2 separate regions of the Homo sapiens genome follow, and region 2 is linked to region 1. Evidence: read pairs that join two places in POLR2A ChIA-PET (ENCODE). Cell type or tissue: K562. All regions are shown on one strand. Links, peaks and the distances in the headings refer to the core of each region. The heading gives the core; the rest is flanking DNA.

Region 1 (4,401 bases), core at 177-4,176:
GCTGACAAGATCAACAACAGTCACACCATTTGTTAACCATTTATGGATCAGGCACTTTGAACACATTATTTCTAAAACCTGGTAACAATCCTGCAAGTTAGGGATTATTTCCATTTGTTTAGGGAAATAAAGGCTCAGGAATACAAAATAATTTGCTCAATAGCACACAATAAAGGGCAGAACTGGGATTCAAACAATGAAATAATTGCAAAGGCCTTATTCCTTTTATTTCATACTATCAGTTTCAACATCTTGTAAGAGGACACCATGATTTTCTCTGAGTGGATATAATATAACTGAAATGACCCAAAATTCTTGATGATACAAGCTCCTTATAAAACACTTAAAAATGTTTATTATACCCACCTCCACCGCCTTATCCCAACACATTTAAAATCATTAACTGTAAGTCTAGGTTTACAAGGCTAGCAAATCAGAAACTATTTTACTGACTCAGATAATATTTTTGCCACGTGAGTGACTGTTATAAGGTAGTACCTTGAATTATAGTGGTGTGGACCAACCAGCTTCACTTTACCAAGCACAAAACAAAACAGTTCATAATCTACTAAATTATGCCTGGTCCTAAAAAAATACTTAACTCTAATAAATTAGCAACACGTAAATCTTCTAATTAATATATACAAAAAGTTGTAGGCTGGGTGTGATGGCTCACACCTATAATCCTAGCACTTTGGGAGGCCGAGGTGGGCGGATCATTTGAAACCAGGAGTTTGTGACCAGCCTGGCCAACATGGTGAAATCCTGCCTCTAATAAGACTACAAAAATTAGCCGGGTGTGGTGGCACATGCCTGTAATCCCAGCTACTCAGGAGGCTGAGGCCTGACAATCACTTGAACCCAGGAGGTGGGGGCTGCAGTGAGCCAAAGTCATGCCACTGCACTCCAGCCTGGGCAACAGAGCAAAACTGTCAAAAAAAACAAAAACAAAAAAATACAACTATCTCATAATCTTGTTGGTGAGGATTAAATTGATGAAATTTATAAGCAATACTTAGAACAATATCTATTATTATTTCTTCTTCTCTATTCTACCACTATCACCACCACTCTGCAGCTAGCCAAACTTTATTTATTAATTTTTTTTTGTTCTCATCACTCTACTAATGAGAGCTAGCCAATCTTTACTGAGTACTTAGTGTGGGCCAAGCCCTGTTCTAAGTGCATTACGTATTTTATTTAATTCTCCCGACAACCCAAATAAGGTAGATATTAATATTATCCAATCTTGCTAAGAAATAAACAGACACAGAGATGTTAAGTTGCTTGCCCAAAGGAATACAGTGAGTATGTATGGCAAAGAAAAACACCCCTCTCTTAGTCCTTTCTATCAAATCCCTTTCTCAAGGGGAAACAACACTTGGTATCATTAGATTTCTCTGCTCCAAGATTTACAGGATGGGGGCAGATGTGATCAGAGCACTGAAAATGACAGTAAGACTGCTGTCTTGCTGCACACAGATAAGAAAACATATTTCTGGCCGGGCGCAGTGGCTCACACCTGTAATCCCAGCACTTTGGCAGGCCGAGGCAGGCGGATCACAAAGTGAGGAGATCGAGACCGTCCTGGCTAACACGGTGAAACCCTGTCTCTACTAAAAATACAAAAAATTAGCCGGGCATGGTGGCAGGCGCCTGTAGTCCCAGCTACTCAGGAGGCTGAGGCAGAAGAATGGCGTGAACCTGGGAGGCGGAGCTTGCAGCGAGCTGAGATCGCGCCACCGCACTCCAACCTGGGCGACAGAGTGAGACTCCGTCTCAAAAAAAAAAAAAAAAAAAAAAAAGAAAACATATTTCCTTAGGTATTTATACCTCTCTTTCCTTCCTAATTATAAAAAATATACATTCACATTATAAAATGCATAAAATAATTCTGTGAACTTTAAAGGAAACATGGCTAAAAGTTAGTTTGTATAAATTTCCACTTTTTTTTTTTTTTTTTTTTTTGAGATGGAGTTTTGCTCTCTTGCCCAGGCTGGAGTACAGTGGCACCATCTCGGCTCACTGCAACCTCTGCCTCCTGGGTTCAAGTGATTCTCCTGCCTCAGTCTCCCGAGTAGCTGGGATTACAGATGTGCGCCACCACACCTGGCTATTTTTTGTATTTTTAGTAGAGACAGGGTTTCACCGTGTTGGCCAGGCTGGTCTTGAACTCCTGACCTCAAGTGATCTGCCTGCCTTGGCCTCCCAAGGTGCTGGAATTACAGGTGTGAGCCACTGTGCCTGGCCTGAATTTCCACTTTTTTAAAAAACTAATTTGTATGAGATATTTTAAAAAGAGAATGTACTGTTTTTTCTGAAGATTTTAGGAAAATATGAATAGAAGAATAATTTTAAAACCATGAGTTTCTTCACAACAAAAAAGTAGAATGAGATTTTGAATATTTGGAGTGTGACTAGAAATTCTAGAAAGTTAAAAATAATCTATTTTGATGCTTCTATACTCATAATGTAATTGTTGAAATTTGCTACTATATATTGGAAATCCTGCTGTTGGCAGAGGGCCCTTGTTGAATGCTCTATGAACTATGTTGGATAAGCTTGGTTTATAACAGTATTACAACAGAGGTGAGATTACCCTTTCTGTCCTATCAGCACAAAATAATCGAGTGTGATGTCTCTTCTGAACTACAATGTAGGTTATTCCAGGTTGATAGTCTTTCTCCAAACTGATGCAGGCTTCTCGAATTGCTAGTAGTTCATAATATAATACCTAGAGAATATGAAATGGAAAGATTCAATATAGTCAGCTATTTGTTTTTATATACTTCAAAGTAGGATAATGATTTAATCTCAGGATTCCTTAATTTCACCACTCTATAGCTAATAGATTCCATTTTAACGATTATTAGAACATGGTCTTAGCAAGCAAGGCATACACATTCGTAGTGAACATTTTCAAAAAGACAATCTAACAAAACACCAAGTTTTGACTTGGGGAACTCTAACAAGGTTTTTAACTCTAGAACTAGACACCATATTATAAACACAATATCTGATTTCACCATAGTCTGATGAGATTCTAGGTAACCAACCTGCCTAAACTGCCCCTCTGAAACACCATCCCGATAAAAGATGATACGAGTAGGCTTGAACCGAGTTGACTTATAAAATTGAATAAGAAGTTCCCGGACCATGGAGGCCAAGTCCTGGATGATCTCCTGTCGGGGTCTCTGAACTCTTACTGTGGCACAGTATCTGCTTGGGTGTGCATCCATACTACCTACAACCTAGGTTAGAAAAAGTAAAATAAATAAATAAATAAATAAAAATAAATGATAATCAAAATTACATGAATTTCATTTACATTTTTATTTTACTGTAACCTGTTCATCACTGTTTACTTTGAAAGTAATCAAAAATAGTAATTCTGAGTTGGGTATGACGGCATGTGCCTATAGTCCCAGCTACTCAGGAAGCTGAGGCAGGAGGATCACTTGTGCCCAGGAATTTAAGGCCAGCCTGGGCAAAATAGCAAGACCCCATCTCTCTCTCTTTCTCTCTTTTTTTTTTTTTTTTTTTTTTTTGAGACGCAGTCTTGCTCTGTCATCAGCCTGGAGTGCAGTGGCACAATCTCGGCTCACTGCAACCTGCACCTCCTGGGTTCAAGCGATTCTCCTGCCTCAGCCTCCAGAGTAGCTGGGACTACAGGTGTGCACCACCACCCCCAGCTAATTTTTGTATTTTTAGTAGAGATGGGGTTTCACCATGTTGGCCAGGATGGTCTTGATATCTTGACCTCGTGATCCGTCTGCGTTGGCCTCCCAAAGTGCTGGGATTACAGGCATGAGCCACCGCACCCAGCCTACCCCATCTTTTTAAAAAATTAAAAAGAATAGTACTTCCCGTTGAAGAACAGAATAAAACACCTAGTATAGGGTAAAAAACTATTTTCCTATAACTAGGCTGAACTATACATTTAACAATTAGATTCTTTGTGTTGTTGGTAGACTTAAAGATTAGTAAGGAAAGAAAAAGACAAAAAGATGTGTATAAGAGAATAAGAGAAAAGAAATAAGAAAAAACAAGGACCAATTCAAACCACTGATTTTTCTTCCTATCTCTTCCACTTTAGCAACCTATCTCAGAAGCCATACTTAAGACTTTAGCTTCATCTTAGAACTGTTACGCTTCATAAATTTTAAAATCAGAATTTTCCCTCTTGGCCTGAATCTATACAGTCTTATTGAGCTGCATTTGTGTTCTGTATCTGGTCCTCAGAGAAGTTAATCTTGGTTTTGAAACTAGCTATATTAATTTCTCTTTCTGTGTCTAATATTGTTATGTCTTTGGAGAAGAGACCTCAAAGCATGAACTTATAACATTATTCTGATCAGAGCCTAGAGCTGGTCACTGCCTCCAGACCCTTTCTTCCAGTTA
Region 2 (4,401 bases), core at 286-4,285, 170 kb after region 1:
CAATCTTGGCTCACTGCAAGCTCTGCCTCCCGGGTTCATGCCATTCTCCTGCCTCAGCCTCCCAAGTACCTGGGACTACAGGCGCCCGCCACCACACCCGGCTAATTTTTTTGTATTTTTAGTAGAGATGGGGTTTCACTGTGTTAGCCAAGATAGTCTCGATCTCCTGACCTCGTGATCCACCCACCTCAGCCTCCCAAAGTGCTGGGATTACAGGCGTGAGCCACCGCACCCAGGCAACAATTATTTTTTTTTTAAGGCAAAAGTCATTTACAGCTCTTTCACAGAAGAAAAGGGCAAAAATCATTATTTATTTATAGAGATGGAGTCTTACTATGTTGCCCAGGCTGGTCTTGAACTCCTGGACTCAAGCAATTCTCCCACCTTGGCCTCCCAAAGTGCTGGGATTGCAAGCATGGGCCACCCCACACCCAGACTAAAAATCATGTTTTTAAAGTTTAATCTTTTTTTTTTCTTTTTTTTTGAGACGGAGTCTTGCTCTGTCACCAGGCTGGAGTGCAGTGGCTAGATCTCTGCTCACTGCAACTTCCGCCTCCTGGGTTCAAGTGATTCTCCTGCCTCAGCCTCCTGAGTAGCTGGGACTACAAGTGTGCGCCACCATACCCGGCTAATTTTTATATTTTTAGTAGAGATGGGGTTTCATGTTGACCAGACTGGTCTCGAACTCCTGATCTCGGGCGACCCACCCACCTCGGCCTCCCAAAGTGCTGGGATTACAAGCATGAGCCACCTCGCCCAGCCTAATCTCATTATTTATAAGGAAAATACAAAGACCACAATGAGACATCAATTTCACCCACTAAATCAGGCAAAAGTTAAGGAGGTAGAATAATGATCTGTTGGTGGGAGTGTAAACTGGTACAACCAACACTCTTTGGTAAAGTTGAAGACGTGCACACCCTGTAAAACAGCAATTCCACTACAGAAAATCTTCTGCATTGCCAAGAGGAGATAGGCACAAGAATGTTCTTAGCAGCACTGTTTGTAATAGCAAAATATTGAAAACTACACTAAATCCATCCATAATAGAACAGATACATGAATTGTGATATACATAAATCTCAGAAACATGATACTGAGTGACAACAAACAAGCTGCAGAAGAATGCTTATGGTATGACTCTTAGTTTGTAAAATTCAAAACTATGCAAAAGTAAACTATGTGGTTTAAGGATACAAATATACATATTAAACAATACAGAAAAAGCAAGGGTAAACTCAAATGTCAAGATGGTAGTTACATCCCAGAGGGGAAAGAATGGGAATGGATTATGAAGTAGCACACAGAATATCTCAAAAGATAAAGGTAAAAAACCAAAATAAGGGTAAAAATAATATTCATTTTCTCTCTCAGTAGGGAGGAGATAAAATGAATGGTGGATAATAGGTGTCTGTTCAAATACTCTCCTTTATAACATACATATGGCCAGGCGCGGTGGCTCACGCCTGTAATCCCAGCACTTTGGGAGGCGAGGCGTGCAGATCACGAGGTCAAGAGATCGAGACCATCCTGGCTAACACGGTGAAACCCCGTCTCTACTAAAAATACAAAAAATTAGCCGGGCGTGGTGGCGGGCGCCTATAGTCCCAGCTACTCGGGAGGCTGAGGCAAGAGAATGGCGTGAACCTGGGAGGCGGAGCTGGCAGTGGGTCGAGATGGCGCCACTGCACCCCAGCCTGGGCGACAGAGTGAGACTCCGTCTCAAAAAAAAAAACAAAAAACAACAACAAAAAATGTTATATTATTTTTCTTTTGACGACAAAAAGACCTAGATTTGAATCCAAGCTCTAACAAGCAGTGTGACCTGAGATTAGTCAACCCCTTCAACAAAAACATATGGACTCCCAGCCACAGGCGGAGGGGTACACGTAGGGCAGGAACGCTTGGGTGATAAATATGAGGTCCTTTCCCTCTAGAGTTCACGGTTTAAGAGAAGGCTGACAGGAAAAAAAATTAAATAAATAAAAATTAAAAATTAAAGAAAAATATATAAATATCTCCACAGCCTGCCAACAACAGGTCGTTCCCCACGCTCTTGAGCCCATTTTCAACACAGCTACAAACTGCTGCTTTAAAATGCACACCGGATTAAATTACTTGCCTGAATATAGTCCTCCAATTCTTCCCCTGTGTCCTCAGGATAAAAGGCTCCCCGAGTTCTGCGTGGGCCTCACGCACTCCTGAGGCGCTTGCCTCACGGGCTTCCCTCTCACGTGGCGTCCTCACAGGTCCACATTTGGCTCCACCCACGCCATCACGCAACTGGCATCTGATTGGTGAACGTAGAGGAAGGACTGAGCATGCACGATCTAGCTCCTCCCTCCGTCCGTAAATTTAGATCCGCGAGTCTGCCGGAAGTTTGAGTTCTTCCGCTTCCCAAGGCCCCAACTTCTATTAAGGCATAACTGACATTCGATAAACTGCACATGGCCGGGCGCAGTGGCTCTCGCCTGTAATCCCAACACTTTGGGAGGCGGAGGCAGGTGGATCACCTGAGGTCAGGAGTTGGAGGCCAGCCTGACCAACATGGCGAAACCCTGTCTCTAGTAAAAATACAAAATTAGCCGGGCGTGGTGGCAGACACCTGTAGTCCCAGCTACTCGGGAGACTGAGGCAGGAGAATCGCTTGAACCCGGGAGGCGGAGGTTGCAGTGAGCCGAGATCGCACCACTACACTCCAGCCTGGGCAACAAGAGTGAAACTAAAAAAAAAAAAAAAAAAAAAAAACTACACACGTTTAAAGTGTGCGGTCTGATGAGTTTTGAAACAAATATACACACATGAAACCTTCACAACAATCAATATAACGACCCTATTCATTCCCCGCCAAACTTTAATCCTGCCTCTTTGTTTCCTGCCTCTCGTCCCCCTCTGCCCTTCCCTCTGCAACTGCTAATCTCTTTTCTGTCGCCATAGATAAGTTTTCATTTTATAGTATTTTATATAACTGGAATAATTTGGGGGAGAGGGGGTCTGGCTTGTTCCACTCACTACAAGTATTTTGAGATTCACCTATGTTGTTGTGTAAATCAATAGTTCGTCTCCCTGGACCTGACCATCACTTTTCCCAACAAGAAAGGAGAAAAAAAAAGTTTGTTCCATTTTACTGCTGAGTGTGCTCCATTGTATGGATATATGACAATTTGTATATTCATTCACATGTTGATGGACATTTGGGGGGTTGTTTTCAGCTTGGTGCCATTACAAATGAAATTGCTATGACCATTTGTCTATAAAAGTCTTTTAAACATTTCCTTTTTTTTTTTTTTTTTTTGGAGAAATGGCTCACTCTGTCACCCAGGCTAGAGTGGAGTGCAGTGGTGCCATCATAGCTCACTGCAGCTTGCAGCCTCGCCCTTCCAGTCTCAAGCCATCCTCCCACCTCAGCCTCCAGAGTGGCTGGGATCACACCACCACTCCCGGCTAATTTTTTTTTTTTTTTTTCCGTACAGATGGAGTCTTGCTATGTTGCCCAGGCTGGTCTTGAACTCCTGGTCTCAAGCATCGGCTTCCCAAAGCGCTGGGATTACAGATGTGAGCCACCATGCCCAGCAAGTCCCTAATCCATTTCCAGCAAATTTTTGTGTATGGTGAAAGGTAAAGATCAACATTCAATTTTTTGCTCATGGCTATCCAATTGTTCCAGCATCATTTGTGGAAAGCATTGCCTCCATTAAATTGCCTTAGCACTTGTGTTGAAAATCAACTGGTTATGTATGTCTGGGCCTATTTCTGGACTCTCTATTCTGTTCCGCGTGTCTCTTTATGCCAAATACCATACTGTCTTGATTACTGTGGCTATATAATAAATCTTGACATCAGATAGTGTAATTAGTTATCTATTGATGCATAACAAATTACTACAAATTTAGAGGCTTGGCCAGGTGTGGTTGCTCACACCTGTAATCCCAGCACTTTGGGAGGCTGAGGCGGGTGGATCACTCGAGGTCAGGAGTTTGAGACCAGCCTGGCCAACATGGAGAAACCCCGTCTCTACTAAAAATACAAAAATTAGCCAGGCACAGTGGCTCACGCCTGTAATCCCAGCACTTTGGGAGGCAGAAGCAGACAGATCACGAGGTCAGGAGTTCGAGACCAGCCTGGCCAATATGGTGAAACGTTATCCTGACTTAAAAAAATAAATAAATAAATATAAAAATTAGCCGGGCATGGTGGCACATGCCTGTAGTCCCAGCTACTTGGGAGGCTGAGGCAGAAGAATCGCTTGAACCTGGGAGGCGGAGCTTGCAGTAAGCCGAGATTGCACCACTGCACTCCAGCCTGGGTGACAGAGTGAGTTTCTATCTCAAAAATAAATAAATAAATAAATAATACAAAAATTAGCCGGGCATGGTGTTGCAAGCCTGTAATCCTAGCTAC

The links. Peaks named below come from ENCODE experiments on the same cell type or tissue, not always from the same donor. Only the 100,000 strongest peaks of a DNase experiment are listed, where the experiment ranks them.
Region 2: POLR2A ChIA-PET joins it to region 1 with 7 read pairs; 3 of 35 experiments call an interaction of 5 or more read pairs at or near these places.

What each region holds. Positions count from the first base shown.
Region 1 is chr1:36,038,640-36,043,040 of GRCh38, reverse strand. AGO3 (argonaute RISC catalytic component 3) reads right to left here. Exons shown (of 19, transcript NM_024852.4): 15 at 3,057-3,251; 16 at 2,600-2,734. Among named protein-coding and RNA genes, the nearest start is that of TEKT2, 43 kb to the left of the region's middle. In K562, for the core only: no CTCF peak of the experiment used is centred there; no DNase peak of the experiment used is centred there.
Region 2 is chr1:35,867,625-35,872,025 of GRCh38, reverse strand. It overlaps a transcript of AGO1 not described here. Among named protein-coding and RNA genes, the nearest start is that of AGO1, 13 kb to the left of the region's middle. In K562, for the core only: no CTCF peak of the experiment used is centred there; a DNase peak (open chromatin) is centred at 2,295; H3K4me3 peaks cover 2,312 bases.